3 separate regions of the Mus musculus genome follow, and all the other regions are linked to region 2. The links are chromatin loops, found by intact Hi-C in ENCODE. Cell type or tissue: left cerebral cortex. All regions are shown on one strand.

Region 1 (8,000 bases), 230 kb before region 2:
ATAGAATTTTTTTTCTTTAGGCCTCTACTATTTATATGATGCCTTTTATGAAAATTTGAATCCCCTAATATATTTTCTATTAATTCTGATTTATTTTCTCATTTTTTAATGGCAATGGTCCTGGCAAACCTGTATGAGATCGAATATGGGTTATCTATAATAAATGATTTCTGTTTCGAATTACCTATTATAGCCGTATAAAATAACAAAGTTAATTCTGAATCATCTGGAATAAGTTCAGCAGTTTCTATATGCAAAACAATTCTTTCTGCATATTGAGAATTGAAAGAAAGATGAAATTTCAAGACCTGTAAGTCATATAAAGTACTCAGAAATTGCTGGTTGTTTGTGAGCTAGAGGCTGCCTGGGGCTGAGAAAAAAGAAAAACAAACCTGGGTATGCCCCGTAGTTAAAACATTCCTGGGAACAGCTTAACCTTTAAGAGGAATGTGAGGACATAGCAGAGCTATCTTGTCTGGGTCAACACCACCTGGCCGGAACCTCCCCCTCTGTCTACTGCCCCTTGACACCAGGTAAAGTCATACATCAACTGGTTGCTATGTGAACAAGATAAGCCCCCAGCCCACAGGAACAAAGTCCTGATGCCTTTTGCTGACGTGTAATCTTTCTGTTAATGTTTGAATAAGCCAATAGTGTGTCTAGTGTGTCGCTATGCTGAATTCCACACCCCTAAGCTCCTCACCCCATAAAAACCCCTAGCTTTCCAGCCTCGTGGCCGACATCCGTTATCTCATGTGTGGGATACATGTCGGTCCAGAGCTCCGTAATTAAACGTCCTCATGTATTTACATCAAGATGGTCATCTGTTCGTGATTCTTGGGTGCACGCCGAATTGGGAGTTGAGTGGGGGTTTCCTCACTAGGTTCTAACAGAATCAGTAAACATCTTAAGAGATTCTGGAAAATCTAATTAAACCATGGGACTAGCATATAGTTCTGATTTGTGAACTGAGATGAAGCATGTGGACTTTTAATTACTTTACATACATTTTCTGACCTATAACCTACCATTCCTGATTTATTGGCATCTGTATACAAGGTAGAAACTTCAAAAGTTGGTGTTCCTCTTACTATACGAGGAAGAATCCAATTAGTTCTTTTTATAAACTGTAGTTGCTTGCTTTGGGGGTATTTGCAAGCTCTTTGCCAGGCCTCATTGACTACCCATAATGAGGTAATTTCAGCATTAGTATAAAGCACAGCACCCTCTGCTGGGTTTCCCTGCTGATGGTCAAATCTTACCCTTTCACAATCAAAACAAACCTTTTGTATAGAGATTTTCAGTTTTTACTCTGTTTATGTGCTAAAAACATCCACTCTAAGATGTTATCTTCTTGCTGCATAAGAATTCCTGTAAGGGGCTGGTGAGATGGCTCAGTGGGTAAGAGCACCCGACTGCTCTTCTGAAGGTCCGGAGTTCAAATCCCAGCAACCACATGGTGGCTCACAACCATCTGTAACAAGATCTGACGCCCTCTTCTGGAGTGTCTGAAGACAGCTACAGTGTACTTACATATAATAAATAAATAAATCTTAAAAAAAAGAATTCCTGTAGGAGAGTGAGTAAAAGACAAAATACCTAGAATACAAACAGCCCAGCCTTGGATCCAGGCTTTCCACACATGCATCTCTATGCTCTTTTCCCACTAGAGCCGATTCTCTCTCAGCCTCAGCTGATAATTTCTTGGACTGTGTAAGTCCAAATTGCCTTGTAAGGTGTCAAAGAAATTACTTAACTCTTGAATGGTTAATCCAAATTAGGGCCATAGCCAGTTAATATGCTCTAGTAATTTTTGAAAAATCATTAGCCAGGCGTGGTGGCGCATGCCTTTAATCCCAGCACTTGGGAGGCAGAGGCAGGTGAATTTCTGAGTTCGAGGCCAGCCTGGTCTACAGAGTGAGTTCCAGGACAGCCAGGGCTACACAGAGAAACCCTGTCTCAAAAAACCAAAAAAAAAAAAAAAAAAAAAATCATTAAGAGTTTGTAACTAGTCTCTAACAGCTGTGGAACAAAATATTGACACACGGTGGGGACTGTTTAACATTCCTTTTGGCAAGACCCTCCATTGGTATCTCTTAGTTGATTTTTTCATTGTTTAATCTTCATTCTCTTTCTCAAGGGATATTGAGAAAAAGCAATCTTTTAAGTCAATCTCTAAAATAGGCCATGCCTTAGGTAACAAGGAAGTTAATGGGAGTCCAGGTTGTAAGGAACCCATTGGTCTCAGATCTATCGGTGTCTTCCATTTTCCAGAATCTTTTTAATGACAATAGAGGGGAATTCCAAGGACTGGTGAACTCTTCTATATGTAGAGCCTCCAGCTGCTCTTGGACCTGTTGTTCTAGGGCCTGTAACTTCTCGAACAGGCTTGTAGGTTAACCCTTTAGTGGTAGAGCAGTGGGTACTCTATCAGCAGTGGCCCTCCTCACAGTGGAGGCAGCCTCTGCTGCATCCTGCTTATGGACAGCATGGACAGTCTGTAACTGTCTTTGATGACATTGTTTCAGTACCTTTATCAGGATCTTTTCCCATAAGTTCATGGCTATATCTGCCACATATGGATTAACCTTCCTACCTGATCTTCCAGTCCTATACATTTTTTTTTTTTTTTTTGGTTTTTCGAGGCCCTGGCTGTCCTGGAACTCACTTTGTAGACCAGGCTGGCCTCGAACTCAGAAATCCGCCTGCCTCTGTCTCCCGAGTGCTGGGATCAAAGGCGTGTGCCACCACGTCCGGCACACTTTTTTTTAAGATTTATTTATTATATCTAACTACACTGTAGCTGTCTTCAGACACTCCAGAAGAGGGCACCAGATCTCATTACAGATGTTGTGAGCCACCATGTGGTTGCTGGGAATTGAACTCAGGACCTTTGTAAGAGCAGTCAGTGCTCTTAACTGCTGAGCCATCTCTCCAGCCCCCCAGTCCTATACATTTAATCAATTTTAGAGTTTGTATTACCTGAGACAATTTCCCAATCCCTAGTTACTGTGCAGATACCTTTTGAAGTGGCCAAGCTGGATTCCAGGGATCTTGTGAAATTATTATTACATCTGTTCCAGTTGTCCACTAGACCTTCAATCTCAATTCCATCTAATTGTTACTACAATTTTGGTCTCTCATCATTTATAGCAGTTTGCCGAAATACCTGTTGTCTAGTACTTGAATCCTCTTGTTTTATCTGTTGTAGCTACACCATCTTGATTGAATGGTTTAGTTAAGTTTGGAGCAGCACTGTCTGTCATAGTAGGTTTTAATTTTTCCAGTCGCTTTCTCAGTCTCTCCTTGGCTGATAGGGAACAAATGGCTCTTGTTTTTTGTTGGGGCCCAAGCAAAGCCCCTTAGACAGTTTTCTGACCATAAGGAATTGCCTCTAATATCTCTGGATGAACTACATTCATAAGCGTTGTGTGCCCATCTTCTGCATCTTTTACATATTCCAGGGTTATCATTTTTAAAAAATTTGTTTATTATAAAATGTGAGTACACTGTCTGCAGGCACATCAGAAGAGGGCATCAGATCCCATTACAGATGGTTGTGAGCCACCATGTGGTTGCTGGGAATTGAACTCAGGACCTCTGGAACAGCAGTCAGTGCTCTTAACCTCTGTGCCATCTCTCCAGCCCCCTAGGGACATTCATTAGAGAAAAATGTATCCTGTTTGCTCACAGTCCTTTAGGAGCTGGCTTGGTTCTCCACAGCCATAGCATTGGACAGCCTGAGCTCTCATATCTTCTGCCATTGTCTGTCCATCCACAACTAAATTGTAAGCATTACATCCAATATCTGAAGTAGTTTTAATCCACTCATAAATAGGTACAGATCGGGTACCAGAGATGGCTCAGTGGTTAAGAGCACTGACTGCCCTTCCGAAGTTCCTGAGTTCAAATCCCAGCAACCACATGGTGGTGGCTCACAACCATCTGTAATGAGATCTGACACCCTCTTCTGGTGTGTCTGAAGACAGCTACAGTGTACTTACATATATATAATAATAATAAAATAAATCTTTAAAAAATTGGTACAGATCTGGCTCTTAAAGATCTAACAGTCTTTTTGCATTCAGCATTAGCTTTCTCAGAAGCAAAAGACTCAATTATTTCTCTAGCATCTGTATCTGATATTGCTCTATTTAGAGCTGAAGTTAATCTTTGTTTTTTTTAAAAAAAAAAAGAAGTCAGCCAAAGGGTTTGTCTGAACCCTGGGTTATCTTTGTAAATGATCCAGATCATTTTCCCTTGTTCAACCTTGTCCCAAGCATTTAAATGACATTACTTTAAGGTGGCATCAAAAAAAACATAATTTGTACTCTAGTTCAGAATATTAACCTCCACCTAGCAACTGATCCTTGACAATATTAATATCTCTAGTTTGATTCTGTTGCTCCATAACTGAAGCCTCATCTGTCTACCATGTCAGCCACCGTAGTTGAGGGCCAGGTTCTAACATGGATGACATCAAATCTCTCTAATCTTTTGGAATTATACAATTTTTGCATGGCCCAGTTATTATCTGTTTCACGTAGGGTGAATGCATGCTATAAGACATTATTGCTTCATTAAGTCTTTTTAAGTCTAGTATTTCTATAGGCTGCCAGCAGCCAAATACTTCAAGCCAGTATGATTTCTCTCTCCTGGAGCTACTTCTCTTACAGTAACTGGAAAATTAGTTGTGGGTTTTCTAATGGGCCATCCTGTAGGTGGCGCCGTGGGCTCAAGATTGGATTTGTCTGAAGGTTTCTTTATTCTTATCTACAGGATCCTCTAATCTCTGTTCTATCACTTTTAATCTGGAATTCCATTTCTCAATCTTCTCCTTATCAAAGTCTGCTTTATTCTGATCTTTCCTTAAAGAGAGCATTGAAAATTGTGGTCATTACCAAACATATATTTCTATGCTGATATATGAAATAAAATTATACCGGGTCCACTTGCCCTCTGCCATTGTATATTCCACATCTTAACAAAATATATTTTCAGTTTTAATCTAATTCTCTCCTTCCTTCAGAGACTTGACTTTATTATTCTCAAACTAAATATTTCCCTTATTTCAACAGCAAAGTACACTTCTAACTGTTTCTACTTGTTTCTTTTACTGCTTTCAAACTTAATCCATTACCAGTTCAGAAGCTTGAGCCTGCAGCTTCTCAGTCAGACAGCAAATTCCTGAAAGTTCTCTCTCCGTGGGGCAGCAAGCTCCTCAAGCTAGCAGACACACCTTCTCACAATAACCGCAGTAAGTATTTAATTAACGCTTGCTTCCAATTTGGTTCAAAATTTTGGAACTGGTCTTTCTATCACAAATTTAACAGTTCTCTTCCCCCTTTCCTACTATACATACTTATGTGTGTACATGTATATGTATTATTTTATATATATAGTATATTACATATGTGTATTATATATACATAAATGTATAATATATGTATATTTTGAAGTATTTTGTATATTGCATATATTGTGTGTGTGTGTGTGTGTGTGTGTGTGTGTGTGTGTGTGTGTGTGTGTGTGTTTGGAGAAGGACATAGATCAGGTCACATGGGCTTCGCCCTCAGGATTCCAACTCTTGATAATGAGCAGTTAAGCAGTTCTCATAACCTTTAGGACAAAGATACATTGTATAACAATTTATGGCTCATCTTAAGTTACCAAAGACCAGTTTTCCTAGTAGATTTAGCAGCTGAAGTATTAATAATACTTTTCTGCGATGGTATAATTATAGTTTAGTAGCCCACTACAGTGTGTGTACAGATAATCTTAGTTTGCTATAACATGCCATGTATGTTATTTGGATTCAATTTTTTTTTTTAGAAAAATAATTTTTAAAAAAGAGTAAGTATGAGGGGGAAAGTTTTTTTTGAGGATTTATTTTTGGTTAAAAAGGGTTAACAAAGAGATGGCTCAATGGTTAAGAGCACTGACTGCTCTTCTAGAGGTCCTGAGTTCAATTCCCAGCAACCACATGGTGGCTCACAACCATCTGTAATGGTGTTTGATGCCCTCTTCTGGAGTGTCTGAAGACAGCTACAGAACTTATATACATAAAATAAATAAATGAATCTTTTTTTTTAAAGGGGTTAATGAGAATATTTTGGATAGCAGTGGATTTTGTGTGATTAAAAAAAAGGGGGGGGGGCTGGCAAGATGGTTCAGCGGGTAAGAGCACTGACTGCTCTTCTGAAGGTCCTGAGTTCAAATCCCAGCAACCACATGGTGGCTCACAACCATCCATAATGAGATCTGGCGCCCTCTTCTGGAGTGTCTTAAGACAGCTACAGTGTACTTACATATAATTAATAAATAAATCTTTAAGAAAAAAAAAGATATTGTCCTAAGAATGAAAAATAACAGATGTCAACAAGACCATGAAAGCCTGAAGCCAGCTCACAGGTCTAAGTTACACAGGTTTATGGGATATGACATAAGGCTGGTGTGTGTTTGATGACTGAGATTTAACAAAGTCTGACCTGAAGATGTATGTCTAATTTAGCTGTAGACGCAGAGCAGAGAAACTCCATTTGGTTGCTAGGCCACCATCTTAGTACCTAATGACTCTTAGTACCTAAAGACTCAAAGTTCCAGGAGGATGAGTTAGCTCCCAGAAAACAACCCTGACTTAGTGCCCCCCACCCAGGAACACAAAGTGTCAACCACCTACCCTGTGGTGAGAAGACTATGGCCGCCTTTGGCTTCTATAACTTACTTATGCTGACACCCAAGGATCCTTTGGGGTTGCCCTGACAGAGCAGGCTTGTTTGCTTGAGTAGGTAGATATTGATGGTCTTCTTGTGGTTTTGCCTTTTAAAACCGTTCCCCATACCTCTCTCTCCTTTACGACATGCCTGAGACTTGGTTTTACGACTGTTGTCCTGCCAGCATCGAATCAATAAATCTTTTAAGTTAGGATTGGATTGAGTCTGTGGTCTTTTTCCCAGGGATCTCAGACTCCACAACAAACCATTTGGAGAAAGTGGGTTATAACAAAAAAAAAAAAAAAAAAAAAAAAAAGAGCACTAGGGAAACCAGGAATGTTAAACTCGGGAGGAGGGGGCCTCATCAACAGAGGGGATTCCCTGGAAAGCTGGGAATGGGTGTAGTTTATCTTTGCTATCTGTAGAGCCAGGTCTCATTTGAATCCCCAAACTATTATGTTTATCCCAGACTCTTCTGAGTCCTGAGTATTCTTTTTCAGTCAATAGGACCCATTCTTATGAGAGAGGTCCCTTGTACTTTGCAAAACAGTTGACTATGTTTGTCCCAGACCCTTCCTTATCCTGAACATTGTTCCCAGTGGGTTCAACCCATCTTCATGGAAGAAGTCCCAGGGACTGTGCAAAAGAGTTGTCAGTGAAGCTATGCCTTGTTATGTTGCAATCATTGTCACAAGAAAACATTTTCCCTCATGTTGAAACAGGTCCGAAATGCACTGCTCCAGGTCAGACTCTAGAAGTTCGAACCAACACTGGCTAAGTCATGATGAACCACATTTCCATCCTGCCTCACACGGACTGTTACTCTGCCGGCCATGGCCTTTGCAGGGGTTGAGTGTCCAAAAATTGCTGAAGGAAGACCCCAGACTCAGTCTGCAAAGACAAAGAGAGTTTATTCTGCAGAAACAACCCGCATGAGGGTGCCAAGCATTCTTTGAAATGATGACCTCAGACAAAGATGCACAGGCCTTCTTACAGGGAACTCTCTAGAAGGATTAGGTCATCTAAAATGTCATTGGTGGGTGCTAGGGAGTCACAGGTGGTCAGTGGTCTGCATTCCTATGTCATGAACCCTTAGCCTTCGGGTAAGGTAGGGCTGCCGAGCACAGATGGCCCATTCTGAGATGAGGTATTTCCTCATTGGCTGGTCTCTGGGAGGTGGTTTATGACCCTGTTCTGGATTTTATGGTCTGTCCCTGGAGCTGGTGTCTTATGGCCTAGTCTCTGAGACTTAATGTCTGTTTCTGGAACTGTCGCATGACTGCCTTT
Region 2 (8,000 bases):
CTAGGAAGAGAAAGACAACTGATGCAAATCCTCATGGCCAAATTAATTAAAGTGAGCAATTAATTAAAGCAAGTTTTTTGATTCGTGTACACAGGCTGCCTGCTTGCCTCCCTTAAGGCAGGTTCGAGAGGACAGCATCGGAGGTGAGGAAGGTGAGGTTTTTATAGTTCTAGGGTAGGGGGTTTACAAATGGGGGATTTGGAGGGCAAAATAGGCAAGGTTTCAGGAACAGGACATAGCCATAACAAGTTAGTCTTGCACGGGTTCCTGAAAGACACAGTTACAAGAGGAACATAACAACAGGTAGTCATAACAAGGCAACCATAACAACCTTTAGAAACAAAGGTAGGGTCCAAGATGGTTATTAACTTTTTGAAACAAAGACATGATTGCCATTCCTGGAACAGGCAGTATAGAACCATTTGTAGTGAAGGTTACAGGTGGGGCACAGCCCAATCCTTGAGAAACAGATTTAATCATAAACAGGACTGAACCTAGTTAGTCTTTACTATAAGATGGTTTTTAGGAGTAAGATGGAACAGGCTGGCTCTTCACCACCTCTCCATACCCCTCTGAAAGTTTCATGTAGCCCAGGCTGGCCTCAAACTTGCTATGTAGCTGAAAACGAGCTTGCACCTCGGATCCTCCTGCCTCTGCTTGCTGAGTGCTGAGATTACAGGAACATGCCGGGATTATGTGGTGCTAGGGGTTGAAGCTAGACCTCAGCATGGTAGGCTAGCCCCTGACCAACTGAACCACATCCCCAGCCCATTCCTGGCATGTTTGATTGCTCGTTTGTGGACTGAATCTCACTATGTAACCCAGCTGGCCTGGATCTTACTATACAGACTAGGCTGTCCTTGAACTCACAGAGATCTAACTGCCTCTGCCTACCAAATGCTGGGATTAAGGGCATGTGCCACCATCCCTGATACTTTTATAAGCCATAAAATACCACTTTTAAAAGCTACTTTTGATGAACTATTTTAAAATGTAAAAACTGAGGCTTGAGATGCAGTTTAGTAGGGGGTTGTTCATCTAGCATACATGAGACCATTGCGGGGTTGATTCTTAGCGCTGGGGGAAAAAAAGGGAAAGCATTTAAAAACCATTCTTAGTTGCAGGTTATACAAAAAGAGGCTAAGGCCCAGACGGCCTGTGGACGCTCCCATCTGCTCTATGGTTTACTTCACTTCTAGCCCCCTACCCGGCCTGGCAGAAAGTAAGATATTTTGAAGAGATATTATTTTGGCTATCAAACTGCTCAAACAGTAGAGCCCCAAGTAATTGAACTCCCCCAGGAGCCTCATGCTGGGAGAAGAGAAAGCTTAAAGCCTGGGCTAGCCAGGGGGAAAGGATTGTGCACAGGCTGCACTTCAGCTGGAACTGCTTAGATATGCAAATCTAGGGTCCTCTATTTAAATAGAAATCTCACTTTAAGGCCCGGAAGACAGATCTGGAGGGAAAGGGATCTCTTTAGCCCCTTCCCAGTATGGCCAGACTGAATAAATCTTTTCCACTTTTTACTATTACGGTCTTGTTGTTGTAATCTTGCTGAGGATGGCTTCCTGGGGCATGGACTGTGACCTGCCCTTTGGTAACACCCTGCGGAGTGCTGCACAGCAGTAGGAAGCGATCACTTCAAGCGATCTTGCAGTTCCAGACCACTGCAAGAACCCATGGAGGCTGCCCCGTGGGCGTGCCAGAGCTGTGCACAGAGATTTCAGCTTGTTTTCAGTTTTGTTCTGAAATCATCAACAATACTTACTACAGTGGGCATCCTCGTACTCGGGTGAGCTTTTGCAACCATGGGATTTAACTCTGTGAGTGAAGTGAAGGCTATTGAGCGTTTACACTTTTTCTATATATTGACAAGCTGTCTGGAGAGGCAGAATTTATTTCATATACCTATGAGCAAGGTCCTCCTTTCTCGTTTTCAGCCCCAAGTGTCTTGATAGATATGCTAGAAACTTATCTTTCTTGTAAACCCAAGGACTACCACAACTCCTTCTGTGGGGGATGTTCCCTTTGGTGTTCAGTCCTGCTCCCACTTGCCCTGAAAAGCAACTATGGTGTCTGTCTTGTTTCCACCACACTGGTCTGAAAGGTTCAAGCCGGACTTCCTGCCAAGGTGTAAAATCTGAGTTGACAACCTGGATGGCATTGCTGTCCAAGTACATGACAATTAAAGATTTGCAAAACATCCTCCTGGGTGACCTCTGTCCTGGTCCCTTTTGCTGTCACATCTAGAATCTTCTAACACCAGTGCCAAAGAGATGCTCAGGAGAGACCCCTTGTCTACCTGCCTCCTCTTCACTGCGTGGATAACTAAGGCTGAGAAAGGAAACACAAACAGAAGTAAACTTGCTCAGGGTCCCAGGGTTGTGAAACCTCTATGCCTCCTCCTTCTTGTCTGTTTTCAAGACTGGCCTCACACTGGATATGTAGCTGAGGATGGCCTTGAACTGCCAAGTCTCCCGCTTCTGTCTCCCCTGTGCTAGTACTACAGGCTTGCACTAGCACACTTGGTTTGACGTGGGCTGGAGATCACAATTTCCAGGCCTCTGTCCCTAGCAGCACGCAGTCAACCACCAGAGCCACATTTCTATTCCTGCAGCTGAGGCTGACCCTTAAATCCTCACCCCCTGGTCCCAATGCTCGGCTTACAGGTGGGTTACAGTAAGAACTGTCCCTCCCGGTCCTGTAGGCACACTCCTCTGCCTCACAAAAAGGCTCCTGGACTCCTTTGCAGGTGACTTTATGTATACGGTCATCAGCTAAGGCCAGCACTTATCCCCGCCTCACTCTGATCTCTCTGGCCTACCTGTGGTGTGATGGCACAGCCTCCAGGTCTGAGGCTCTCCCAGGACACCCACACATGCTGCCACACTAGCTGTATGTGTGTAGAATGGCTAGCTACCCACAACCCACGCCCAGGTGCTTACTGCCCATTCATAAGCTGACTGTCCTCAAGTGAACTGGGGGAAACCTTGTTCACATGAATGATTGCCCCAGCAAAGAGCTGAGGGTGACTGCTCCAAGGGACCAAGACCCTGATATAAAAGGGGCATTGGGAAGCCCAGTCCCCCAGGGGAGCAACTGAAGGGAGGAGTACGGAGAAGGGAGAGAAGTGTCCATCAGACAAGCTACAGGCTACGCCCACAGGGCATTACAACACCTCGGAGCCCTACAGGACAAAGCTTGGTTCAGCTAGCGGCCGACCTGCAGAATGACGGCCTGGGGACCCTCACAAATGCAAAGGTTGTCATTCCAGGGGCTTCTCCCGTGCTGGTGTTTCAGCAGTCTCAGTACCTCAAGCCGTGTGCTGGCCCAGAGGCCCTTACATATAGCAGAAGAGAAGTGCCAGGCAGGAAACACACACTGTTAAGTGCTCCCACGTGTCAAGCCCTGTGCCAAGTTGCTGTCTAACTGTGCCATCTGCCCTCCATCTCCACACCTGGGGGATGGGCAGGAGGAATCATCCCTACTTGGAAACAAGAAAGGCCAGCTCTCCAGAGTAAAGGGAAGGAGAGGCCTCCACAGGTCAGTGCCCTCTGGCTGCCTCACTTGGGCTCCAACCCTAGCCAGAGAAAGAACGGGCCAAGGCCTGTTCCAGACACAGCCTGTCCTCCCTCCCAGGGGCCCAGGCTAAAAAAGCCTGGGGTAGGTGGAGCCACTACTCTGCAGGCAGTCCTTTCCTCACACCCCCACACATGCGTGGGCTAGGAGGAAGTGGTGGTGTTGCCATTCCCTTGTGCTCTGAGGCTGCCCATCTGTGTCCTGGGATAGGACTCCCTACCCCCATCCTCCTACCCGGAAACTCACTTGCTCTGGGGCTATGGGAAAACGAACTGTTTGAGAGACTCTCTCCCCAGGGGGCAGTGACAACGTCAAAACCCCTCTCCAGGCCTTCTGCCTTCCAGGCTCTATCTGATCAGCTTCTGCCAACAGCTCTGGGGCACATGAAGCAGAGGGCAGCCATGAGAGTCTCCCTTCTCCTGACTGTGGCACGGTTGGCATCTTCATCACTTATTTTAGCCTGCGGGCAGGGAGGGACTTAAAGAGAGGAGGTTCATTCTCAGTAGAAGTTTATAGAAAGAAAAAAAACAAGCCTTTCCAGTCCCAGACTGGAAGGACCCACAGCAGTCATCTGTGTGAGAGAAGCGCCCTCTGTTGGACATGCAGGATACAGCCACCTAGGTAGCCCCACCTCGGGGGCTATTCAGACACAAGGAAGGAAAAGCAACTTCGGCTGTGTCTTAATGTGTGCTCCCACAAAACTAGTGCTAGATTAACTAACACAAGCAGTGACCAACGCAGCCTCTGGACTATGTCAAATGAGTTTAAATGGAAATAAAACCACCCAGGCTGGAACAGGCAGAGAAGATGTGTGTGAGTGGAGGGTTTGTACAGATTTGAAAAGTGAAGAGAAAGAGCAGTTATATGCAGGAGCCAACCCACAGCAGTGGTCATTGGATGGAACACAGGAACAACAGGAGGCTACGCAGACCCACAGAGGATTCTGGGGAAGGGAAGCATCTACCTGCTGGAGCTGGTCATAGTTCAGTCTTGGAATTTCTGCTCCTGCATCCTCATATATAAAATTAGTCAACGTTGAGGTGGCCTAGCCAAGAACAGAGGGTGAAAAAAAAAAAAATCTCCCATCCCATCACACAGGAGTGGCTTCTGGAGTATCTAAGAACACTGGAAGGAGTTAGGTTTGAAACAAGAGGTACAAGCAGTGAGCAGCCCCTGGGGCTTTCGGTGTGTTAGAAACAAGCAAGGTATCTAACAAGGAGAGAGAGCTGAGCCTCAGAGCTCAGGGAGGAACAAGAGCGGGAGTGGGGGAGCATGGAGTGCTGAGACCCTTCTGCCCTTCAGACCACAGGCTGTCACGGGCCCTCAGGGTCAGTGTGTGGGGTCACACCCTGCCTACACCATCTCACTTAATCTAGCTCCTGCTTATCTTATACACTAGTCTGTCTCCTGTGTGCCTCACTCACCAGCACACACAGAGGATCTCCTTCTATACAGACCAGGATTAAGGGGAAAGAAAATCCCATGCCCTGCAGACGCAGGACTCCTTAGTGCCAGAAGCCACTGCACTCATCTTGAGAAGATACTCACCCCAGGAACGTCCAACAGCTTAGATACCAGGAGAGGCAGCTTCAGAGCGGCCACGCTGCCAGTGACGCCCACAAGAACACGGAACTTCCTCTCCTCTGAGGGGACGGCGGCTGGGCATGGGGCCTTTGGTTCCATGTGAGGTCTGGTGGCTTTCTGGGGGCTGAGGAAGCCTGGGTCTAGAATCTAAAAGAGAAGAAAGGGCATCCTCTTCATTCAGTCACAGAACAAGGGGCATGTGGCATGCCCTAGGCCATCTAAATGCCGGAGTTGCTGTGGGCTTTAAAAGTCCCAGCTTCTGGGAGCACGCGGTATGATGACCAAGTCAGGCCTCCTCTCCATACACTGCTCTAAGAGCCATACCTATGCCATGGCTGCCCAGGGACTGTCTCAGAGACCGTGTCACATAAAGGTACCGTTCAGGCTGAGTCTGAAGGATGAGCACTTTTTCAGGCAAGAAGAAATGACTTCAAATGGAATAACCCTGCAAAGTGCAGAGGTCTGAAGGAGAATGGCATGGCAGAGAACACGGTGTCAGTTATGAGAGACGCTGAAGAGTCCCGAGGAGGGGTAGGAGGGACCAGCCGGGCTGCATGGTCCCTCAGATCTGGGCCAGAATATCAAGGGAGGTGAGAACCTGGTGCTTTGTTGTGAGAAAGCAATGTCGGTGCTGGTGATGTGTGAGAGGGCCGAGACCGGGGGGAGTTACTGGGGTGTGCCTGGCTGGCTGGCTGGTGAAGCAGACAGAGAGGACAAGGTACTTGGATGCCAGTGGATTGGAACCACAGGCAAGGAGAATTCGTCTGGAGCCAGCTCTGTAGCCTGTCCCATCCTTGTGCACCAGGCTGAGTTCCAAAACACAAACTGACTTCTAAGAGTCAAATACGACGCAGTGGGCCACTCCACAGGAGCAGCTGACTGGGTTCCTCCTCCGGCTGATGCTCACATCAGAACCTCTACCCTGGAGGCTGGGCCAGCACACCTCGCTCCATCAGCCACAGTCACTGAGAACCAAACCCTGAGCAGAGAAGTGTGGAAGACAGCACTGCTGCTTTTAGGGACTCTGTGGATGTCGGGATGGCCCTTTTCTCCATGGAACCTTTTCAATGATCTCTCGCGGTTTAGACGTCAGGCCTTTGCCTTTGCTTCTTCCTCTACCAGCAATCTCCCTAAGGATGACCAGATTAACCACCACCCACCTCTTACCTCACCATCACGGCCCTGATTATCTGCTGGATGAATAAACAGTACACAGTACCTGCCCTGGGAAGCAAGAGTCCCGGGTCCTGTCCAAGGCTGTACTCCTGACCTGGTGTGTGATCTTGCGTCAGGATCATTCCCTCCCCCAAACCCTTTACTTATATGAAAGGCATAGGAACAGTTGATTTCTGAAGCCTCATCCAGTGCAGCGTGAATCAATGCAAAAGATGGTGCTAAGTGGCTCTTTCTATGAAAGGTCAAGGTCAGCCACGGGAGGAGAACCCAGTAGCTCCAGCTCCCTCCATGCCTGGGTAACCACAGGGGGCCTCTCTGCATTTGCCTGTAACCTTTAGGTATATATCCACTAGAGCTGAGGTGATTCCAGGTACCCATCTCAAAGGGGTTAAGCACAGATTAGTTCCCTAGGCACAACTCCCAACCGTAAAGTTCACCTTGCCAGTACTTTTTAAAGATCTACTTTATATATTCACTATTCATGTGTGTGGGCACTGTTTAGGTCTGTCTGACGGTTGACTGCATGTATGTCTCATGTGTGTGGGTATTCTGACTGCATGTATGTCTGTGCATCACTTGTGAAAAGTGCCCAAAGAGGCCAGAAAAGGGTGTCAGGTCCTCTGGAATTGGAGTTATAGGTGGTTATGACCTGCCACGCGGGTCTAAAAAAATTGAACGGAGGTCCTCTACAAGAGAAAGCTCACTTAACCACTGCGCCTTCTCTCTACCCAAGCCCTACCACCAATACCGAATCCTTGCTACAATAAAGAGCTGTAATCAGGACCAGGCTTGTTAAGAGACATGAGCCCACCCAAAGTTTGGGGAGCGCTGTTAACAACTGACAATGTCCATGGGACCTACTACCAGCTTCTCCCAGAGTACATCATTAGTAGGTGAGAGACAGGTCTGGGTTTTGTTATTGTTTAATTATTTTAAATTATGTGTGTACATGTGAGTATGTGCACTTGAATGTAGGTGCTCTGAGGCCAGAGGCATCCGGTCACCTTGAAGTTGGAGTACTGGGCAGTTGTGAGCTACGTGACTCGGTGTACACACAGAGACAGGAATAGAACTTGGGTTCTCTGTGAGAGCAGAACAGAAGCCATCTCTCCAGCTCCATAAGAAGCACATCCATTTTATTTTTCTCTTTTTGGTTTGGTTTTCCAAGACAGGTTTCTCTGTGTAACAGACCACTGGCAGTCCTGGAACTCGCTTTGTAGACTAGGCTGCCCTCAAACTGACAGAACTTTGAGCCCCAATGCTTGTTGAAAAGCACAGTTTTGAATCTCCAGGAAAACTTACCTGTCAGTCCTCAAACCTTGACCCCGTTGTCCTTCTTCAGTCAAATGTGGCAAGAACAGGAGAGTCCTGTAAAAAAGACGCACAATTCCATGTGCAGTCCCTGGACCTCAAAAAGATAACATTCCTAAGAGTCATGTTACAGAAAGCTGTCGGCTAAACTGGAGGCAGGACTCTGCTGCTCACTCAGCTGTTCTCCACAGAAGGCACAATGTTCTGCGGCCCAAGAAACATCATTTGTTCTGAGGCCCAAGCTTTGCTCAGGACCAAAACCATTCTTCTTGGCGAAGGGTTTGGGGGGAGATAGAAAGAAAGAGAGAGATAGAGAGACAGAGACAGACACACAGAGAGAGATACACAGA
Region 3 (8,000 bases), 270 kb before region 2:
AATATGATGCACGTGCAGGAAATTATATGTAAGGGTGAAGCTAAAAGAATCTTCATAAACTGTACCCCTCACCCCCGTGTAAACATAACCAGTAACCAGATTAAAACAAACAAACCCAGAATGTTACTAGTACCCTCCCTCCTCATATCTCCTTCAAGTCTGGCTGTTTTTTAAAACTCCTTATTGATTCTTGGAGTTTCACATCATGCACTCCACTTCCCTCATATCCACCCTTCTTCCCCAAATAAAACACAAGCACAACCACACATACACATACAAGCACACACACACCACCACTACCAACAACAACAACAACAACCAAGCACAGAAAAAGTTCAACTTGGCCAGGCGGTGGTGACACACACCTTTAATCCCAGCACTTGGGAGGCAAAGGCAGGGTGATTTCTGAGTTCGATGCCAGCCTGATCTACAAAGTGAGTTCCAGGACAGCCAGGGCTACACAGAGAAATCCTGTCTTGAAAAAAAAAACAAACAAACACCCCCCCCCCAAAAAAAAAGAAAGAAAGAAAGAAAGAAAGAAAGAAAGAAAGAAAGAAAGAAAGAAAGAAAGAAAAAGTTCAACTTGGAAGCTGTAGTGTGTCACAGTGTGTCCCACAGTCTATCCCTCTGTCCACACACCTTCACTTGCAAATGTTCATTGCAATGAGTCATTGGTCTGGTTCAAGATCTCTGGCTTCTGCGACACCATCAATATTGGGTTCTCATCGGAACTCCTCCCAGTTACCCCGTTGTTGTTTTGTGTTATGGAGACCCTGCAACAGCAGGACTGGCCTTCACACATCTCAATCCTTCGCAGATGATACAGATTTTGGGGTGGGTCAATTCACAGACCAGGATCTGGGCCTGGGTGATAGCTGAGCTGGTCAGCCCACCAGATCTGCCCCATCAGCACCACCAAAGCAAGTTCTCCAGCACTGGTCCCGATAGGACATCCAATTCTTCCATTAGAAGGAGGCAGGGTCAGCTCTCCTGCTCTCATGGGGCCAGCTCATCCACCCCATGGTTCTACAACCAGCTCCACTGTGCTGCCCAGGTAAGGTGCAGACAGCTCCCCTGAGTGCTGTAGCCAGTAAGGGGCAGGGCCAGCTCACTCACTCTTAGGAACTCAGGGTCAGCTCTCCCAACTGCTTCAGGTGGCAAGGGTGAGGGAGCATGGCCCCTTGTCCTCCACCCCCAACTCCCCACCCCAGACTACTTTACAGCAGATGATTGGCAGGGCCAACTTTCCTATGCCCCTGCCACCAGGGCCAGCCAGCTCTATTGTGCTATGGCTGTGCATTTGACTTCACTTTTGTGATAGGACTTTTGGGTGTTTAGCACAAATGGCCATAATATTTTATGTAACCAGGAAAAATTCCTTTCAGTTTTGCTAGCACCAGACATTATTTTTAAACTTAAAATAATAATTATTTCTCTTATTTATATATGTGCATTTCCTGTGTGAGCTTATGTGTCCCACGTGCATGCAGTAGCCCTCAGAGTCTCAAACTGGAATTAGAGGTGTGTGTGAGCCAACTGATGGGGTAGCTGAGAAGTGAACTTGGATCCTCTGGAAAACTAAGGTGTTTTAACCTTAACCCTTGAGCCATCTCTCCAACTCCTATATAGCAATTTAAGTCCCGATGAATAGCAGAGCTGCTGCTTACCTTTCTGGTGTTATTAGGGAAACAGGAGGTAGGGTCCACAGCCAGCCCATAAGGAAGGAGTCAGTCCTCATGGCCTGGAACCCCTGGAACATCCTCAGGAACTACAAATTGATCGTTTGACCAGTAGGGTTTTACCTTTACATCCTACTGGGGATGGCAGGGCCTTTTAATAGATTTTCTGGGTGTCTGGGTAAAGATTCTCCCAGCCCAAGCCTTTGTTTAAGATGCTGGGGCACATTCAGCATTAGGCTGGAATTACTTGGGTATGGGAGGGCTGCTCGCAATGGGAGGAGGGAATGACCCGAACTGCTGGGTCCTGGGCTCTTGACAGCTCACTTGCTCCCACGTAGCATCCCTCAAAGGGAGCCTGGGAGCCTAAGGATGAAGCATTGGATAGAAAGGAACTGATCAAGATGAGGAGCATGTTCCTCTAACCCCACTAGTGCCAGGCCCAGTCAGGCATGATAGTACAGCTATGGCTCTATTACCACCCTTGCTTCAATCCGAGGCACATGAGAGTGAGTCCCGCCCACCTGACCCCCACCCCCAAGCACTACTGTGCTATTTGCTCAGATGAGAATGTTTAAGCTGGCCTAGACAAGCATTTTGGTAGTGCACACCTGTAGTCCCAGCTCTTGGCTGCTGGAAGGAGGAGGAGGGGGAGGACAGGGAGGGGGGGTGCAGGATGTCTGAGAGTTGAAGGTCACTCTGGACTACACAAGGCCCTGTCTGAAAAGTGGAACTTTCTTGTCCATGACCATAAAGCAGGCATTGAGAAACTGCTCCTACATTGGCTCACTGAGCCCACAAGATAACTCGGGGGAGGGGGGAGATGTCAGCCTGGCATCTCGCCTTCACTTCAGGTCTGTCTCCTTTAGGCATCTTACACTCTGTCAGCTTTTACGGCATCTTGTTCCAAACCTCTAAAAGGTGTCTGATGTTACCAGAATTTTTAGAGTAATTGACTGGGCTTTGGAAGCCCCACCAAGACAGGCTTGGCTATTGGTGTCCAAAACACCAACTAAAGATACAGGTACTTTAGGTACAACTAAAGGTACTAATGAAAAGTGGAGACAAGAGAGTTATTCCACGTGGCCACATTGAAAGGCTTCAGTGGCTCCTCCAGGCCTATCTTTAGGATACTATCAGAAAATTTGGTTTAAACAGAGGATAAGAAGTAGCATGGCTGAGCAGTCTGGGTCAAGGTATGGTCCCACCTGTCACTGACCCATCATTGTCTCTGCCCCAGTCTCTCCTGCAAGATGATCTGGAAAGTTGTCAGTACTGTGATATCTCTTCCTGGGCAGCAAGGCTTCCTGGTTGGCACCAGGCTCCAGCTTTTACCTCCCTCCTGCATGTTCTTTGTGGGAGATTTTAACTCTTTGTGGTCCTCTGTAGATTAAAGGTTGGAATGAGGGTCTCAGCTGCCCCTTACTCTGGATTCTTCTATCCATGCCTACTTACCCAAAGCCCAGATCCCTTCCCTCTTCTGCTCCCCTGTGTGGGTCAGGCTTACTGCATCATGGAGAGTGGGTCTCTGCAGTATGAGGGTGTCCCTTGTTACTGTGGGCCTTACACAGTCCTTCTGTTTCTGCAGCTTGGTGACTTAGGGATCTAGCTTGTAGAGGGTGGTTGAAACCTTGTCCAGGGAGAGGTGACAGAGGCAGGACCAGGAGCTTTGGGGGTACAATGGATGTCTCCCTCAGACTGGTGTGGGATAGGGTCACTTGGTGGCCAAACCGGACTCATCCATGATGATAGCAATGGCTGCCTTTCCCCCATTTGTCACATGCTCATGTCTCTCTGCCTTGTTGCCACCAGATGGCAGAAAGAGGCTGAGGTACTGCCCAGCCTCACTGTTTCTTCCCTGTCACGTGGTTGCAAGTAGGATAGGTGGGAAGACAAATTCTCCCTAGATATCTCCCGTTCTCTCTTATCCAGCTTGCTCTGGGGTCCCTGTGGGTGCTGAGATGCCCTCCTCTGAGTCATACCACCCACTTCTTGCAGAGGGTCAAGATGTTGCCCATTTGGTACAGCCTTGCCTGGCTGGCCCTGCTCTGCCTCTCAAGACCAAAAGTTTCCTTTTCTGAGGCTAGGCAAGTCTGAAGGCTGGTCCTGGGGACTGCAAACTAAGGATTGAAGAACTCAGGAACTGCTTTCACAGGCTGTAGGAAGCACCTGTTAGAGGACACAGTGACATCTATGCATGGGACTGTCTTTCTCACCCTGATATGTCTTCCCTGTGCAGAGTTCCTGTTGTTGTTCAGTCCTGGGAACGCTGGCAAGTCCTAAGGATCTTGTGAAAAGTTCCACACCCACTCCTAGGTCCCTGGACCCCCTCCTCATTGACTCCAGCCAGGGAGGCTGGGGACAACACCCTTTCTACCTTTCATCCTTAGATTCAGTTTTCATGGGCCAAAGTAGCCTCCCCAAGCCTTGAGCAAGCTGGCTCAGACCTTGCAGCCACTGAGAATAAGACCACCTGGGGTGAAGCCTTCCCACCTAGATGGTTCTATTGTTCTGTCACCTGCCACTGCTCTTCAAGACGCCTGCTACTGCTGAGAGGCTGAACCTGTCTTCCTGAGATAGTCCTGAGATAGCTGACAACCTGTGGAATTAGTGACCTAATGCTAACAGCTCTGACAGACTAGTGCTAACCACTTAGCAACAAAGCATCAAGAAGCCTGGTGTGGGGGAAAAAAAAAAAAGAAGAAGAAGAAAAAGCCTGGCACTGCGGGAGATGGGCTTCCCCCCTTTATAAGCACAGACTGCTAGTAAACATTGGGCCATGATCAGAAAATTTGTCTTGGTCTCTTTACTTCTCTCCCGGTTCCCACTTTTAGAGCTCCAGCCTCCCATTCAGGAACCCAGTTTATGTGGCTGCAGGCGTCTACAGGCCAAGCCACAGCCAAGACTGGGATAGGCAGATTTGTGAGCACTTGGGTCTCTGCCTGGCCATGCCATGAGCCTGGCTGGACACTGAAGCCACAATGTGCTGATGTGAGCACGTTGATGGGCCTGATGTGCTCAGAGACACTGAAGCCTGTGCTGTCCTGTGGCCTGGAGCCCCTGCCCATCTGCCACACAGATTCCTCTGCCCAGGGTGGACCATGGTCTGAGTCAGGCCCAAGGGTACTTCTTGAACCAAGAGGAGGAAGATGCTTTGGGTAGGGTGCTATATAGGCTCGGTAGGGGCTGCAGGCCTGGCAAAGCTCATGCCAGCTGGGCAGAAAGGAATGGTGCAGGTGAAGGAAAATGAGATTTTGTAACTTGTGATTCATGTAAAAGAGTTGTCTATGAGCCCGCCGCCTGGGGCCGAGAACAAAGCAGAACAGACAGGGCTGCTGTTAATACATTCCTAAGAACAGCTTGACTGTAAAAATGAAAAAATACAAGGACAAGCAGGGCTATCTTGTCTGGGTCAACACCACCTGGCCAGAACCTCCCCTCTGTCTACTGCCCCTTGACGCTGGGTAAAGTCATACATCAACTGGTTGCTATGTGAACAAGATAAGCCCCCAGCCCACAGGAACAAAGTCCTGATGCCCTTTTGCTGACATGTAATCTTTCTGTTAATGTTTGAATAAGCCAATAGTGTGTCTAGTATGTCGCTATGCTGAATTCCACACCCCTAAGCCCCTCACCCCATAAAAACCCCTAGCTTTCGAGCCTCGTGGCCGACATCCGTTATCTCCTGTGTGGGATGCATGTCGGTCCGGAGCTCCATCATTAAACGACCTCATGTAATTACAGCAAGATGGGTCCTCGTGTTTTTTTGGGTGCTCTCTCACTCCTGAGACTAGAGTGGGGGTCCCCGAAAGGGGGTCTTACACAGGAAGATGTGACTTAGAGAGGGATGGTCACACTTGGGTCTCGGGTGTGTTAAAAAGGGAAATAGATGAAGGCCTTGGTGGCATTCTGTGATCCCTGGAATAAGGAGACTGGGGCAGGAGAGTTGCAGTTAATAACAGCCTCTGTTACATAGGGAGACCCTACCTCAGAAGAACAAACAAACCAGAACCATCTCCCCCTAGTCACCTCCCCCCACCCAGGAAAATAATTCAAAAATAAACAGTATAAATGGGAAGAAAGGAAAGGGGAATGGGCTGGGAAGGACAAAGACAGGGAGAGGCCAGGCAGGAAAGGCTAATCTCCCCTCAGATTGGGACAAGCAGAGTGTCAAAGTGGTGGCCCCAGTTTTATTAACAAATAATGGTTAAGCTAATAATACAGCTTAGGAATTTTGATAAAAACCTTTTCAGTAGTGCATATATCTGTTCTCCACAGCATTCAGCATTCTCCATTGCCATTCAGCCCCAGCAGCTGAATGTTTTAAGTGGGGCTTAATGGGCCATTTTAGTAGGAGCATGGAAGACATTGGGTGCTGAGGGCCATGGGGAATGCGGGAGCCCAACTCAGGAGGTTTGAGAGGATAAGTAGACTACTATTTAAATGTATATCGACCACTGTGGTATTTTAGCAAAGATGTGGCCTTTTTTTTTTTTTTTTTTGCCATAAATGAAAGAGTTCTGCTAATTGTGTTGGCAGAAATTTCAAGACAGCCCAGGAATGACTGTGTTGTATAGCTATTAGTGGCTGTTCCTAGTCAGATCTTTAATGATCAAACTGATGAAGGAAAATACAAACTGTAGAATTTGAGGAGAATAAGAGCACCAGAAAGTGCAATGAAGCTAAGTATAGTCTTGAGGAGATAAAAATGCCTAAAGAAAGCCTGATGCTAAATGGAATAAAGGGTATGGTAACCTCAGGGCAAGACCTCACCCAACCTGTGAAAAGAAGCCAAAGACAAGCTTTTAGTTAATTAAATTAAGCAGTGAAGAAAACCTGAGAAAAGAGAAAGCTTAATAAAATGTATTGGTCTGGGGGATCTAGCCCAGTGGTAGAGCGCACACTCTTCCCATGTGTGAGGTCCTGGGTTCAATCCCAGCATCTCCAAGCATCTGTAAATTTGTTGCTGGGTAGTGGTGGCGCATGCCTTTAATCCCAGCACTTGGGAGACAGAGGCAGGCGGATTTCTGAGTTCGAGGCCAGCCTGGTCTACAAAGTGAGTTCCAGGACAGCCAGGGCTAAACAGAGAAACCCTGTCTTGAAAAACCAAAAAAAAAAAAAAAGGAAATGAGGAGGCTGTGTCCCACCCTCAGCAAGCGGAAGAATTTGGCCTCTTTGACCACAAGGTCTTGAAAGTCAAGAGCACTAAAAATCAGATCAGTGTGGAGTCCCCCTCTAAGGTTAAGGAAAACTGCAGCCAGATGGTACTCGGGGTGTCCCTGCATGGAGAATCAGAGTGGCCTTTGCATGAAGCTGCGAAAGTGAAGCTTGGGTTATGTTGGAGACCCCAAGTGTTGGCAATGCCACAGTCATTGCAAGGGAGAGCTGCCAACAGGGTGTGGATCCAGCACAAAAGAGTGAAGTGTGTTGCAGTCAACAAGGCTGAAAGAAGTTGGAATCTAAAGAGTGCTTTGACATCAGACATTGAGATGCAGAGTTTGGAGTTAGCCGAGGTGATTTCCAGTCTTTCTTTGGTCCAGTATTTCCTCACTGTACTCCACTTCTTCCCTTTTGGAATGGTAATGTGTATTCTGTGCCTTTATAGGTTGGAAGACTGTGGCTTGCTTTTTGCTTTTGCTTTTGCTTTTTACAGGGGATTACAGTTAAGAGACTGCCTTGAGTCTCAGAAAAGACTTTGAACTTTGGATTTCTAAACGGTGTGGAGACAGTTATAGACCATGAGAACTTTTAAAATTGGACTAAATCTATTTTGTATTATGCTATGACTATAGGCCTAAGGGAGCCAGGCAGTGGAATGTAGTGGTTTGAAAGAGGATGTCCCTAGTAGGCTCATAGACATGAGTGCTTGCTCACCAGGGAATGGTGTCAGAAGCCATCCAGGAAAGGCTATGGCAAGCAAGTGAGTTTTCTGGAGGTGGCTCATCACTTTGCATGGCTGTGATGGGAGCACTCTCAGATGCAGGGTCCTCAGAGACTTTGTCCCAGAATTGCTTCTTGCTGTTGATATGCATTTCCTGCCACTATTCCATGGCCTGGGCATCAGCCTACCCTATTGGGCAGATTTTCTGCAGAATCAAAATGAAGATATATTTTCATATAGTAAAGCTGTATAGATGAATTGATGATTTCACAATTCCTAATAACAAATTTTATAGAATTCCTAAATTGATGCTAGTAATCCCAAACCCCCTATAGAATAAAAGTTGTAAACAGAGTTCTGTAAGCCCTCATGAATCACAGGCGAATTGCACAAGGAAAAGGAAGCAGGCTTGGAACAGATTTACAGTCATGGAAAACATTCCC

What was found. A loop is a pair of places that touch in the nucleus more often than their neighbours do. Peaks named below come from ENCODE experiments on the same cell type or tissue, not always from the same donor. Only the 100,000 strongest peaks of a DNase experiment are listed, where the experiment ranks them.
Region 1: it touches region 2 in a loop (7-fold over the local background); 15 of 42 quality-filtered maps call a loop at or near these places.
Region 3: it touches region 2 in a loop (2.7-fold over the local background); 8 of 42 quality-filtered maps call a loop at or near these places.

The regions. Positions count from the first base shown.
Region 1 is chr9:57,204,771-57,212,770 of GRCm38, forward strand. No RefSeq gene overlaps it. Among named protein-coding and RNA genes, the nearest start is that of Gm46115, 5.6 kb to the left of the region's middle. In left cerebral cortex, CTCF peaks have their summits at 2,784 (motif pointing right), 2,986, 4,712 (motif pointing right) and 6,031 (motif pointing left); a DNase peak (open chromatin) is centred at 4,714.
Region 2 is chr9:57,429,776-57,437,775 of GRCm38, forward strand. It overlaps Ppcdc (phosphopantothenoylcysteine decarboxylase), which reads right to left. Exons shown (of 7, transcript NM_176831.5): 2 at 7,642-7,707; 3 at 5,128-5,310. The coding sequence starts at 5,262. Among named protein-coding and RNA genes, the nearest start is that of Ppcdc, 6.3 kb to the right of the region's middle. In left cerebral cortex, a CTCF peak has its summit at 4,172 (motif pointing left); DNase peaks (open chromatin) are centred at 1,645, 2,980, 3,446, 3,705 and 2 more places; H3K27ac peaks cover 2,645 bases.
Region 3 is chr9:57,159,201-57,167,200 of GRCm38, forward strand. No RefSeq gene overlaps it. Among named protein-coding and RNA genes, the nearest start is that of Commd4, 4.9 kb to the left of the region's middle. In left cerebral cortex, a CTCF peak has its summit at 3,480 (motif pointing right); a DNase peak (open chromatin) is centred at 3,505.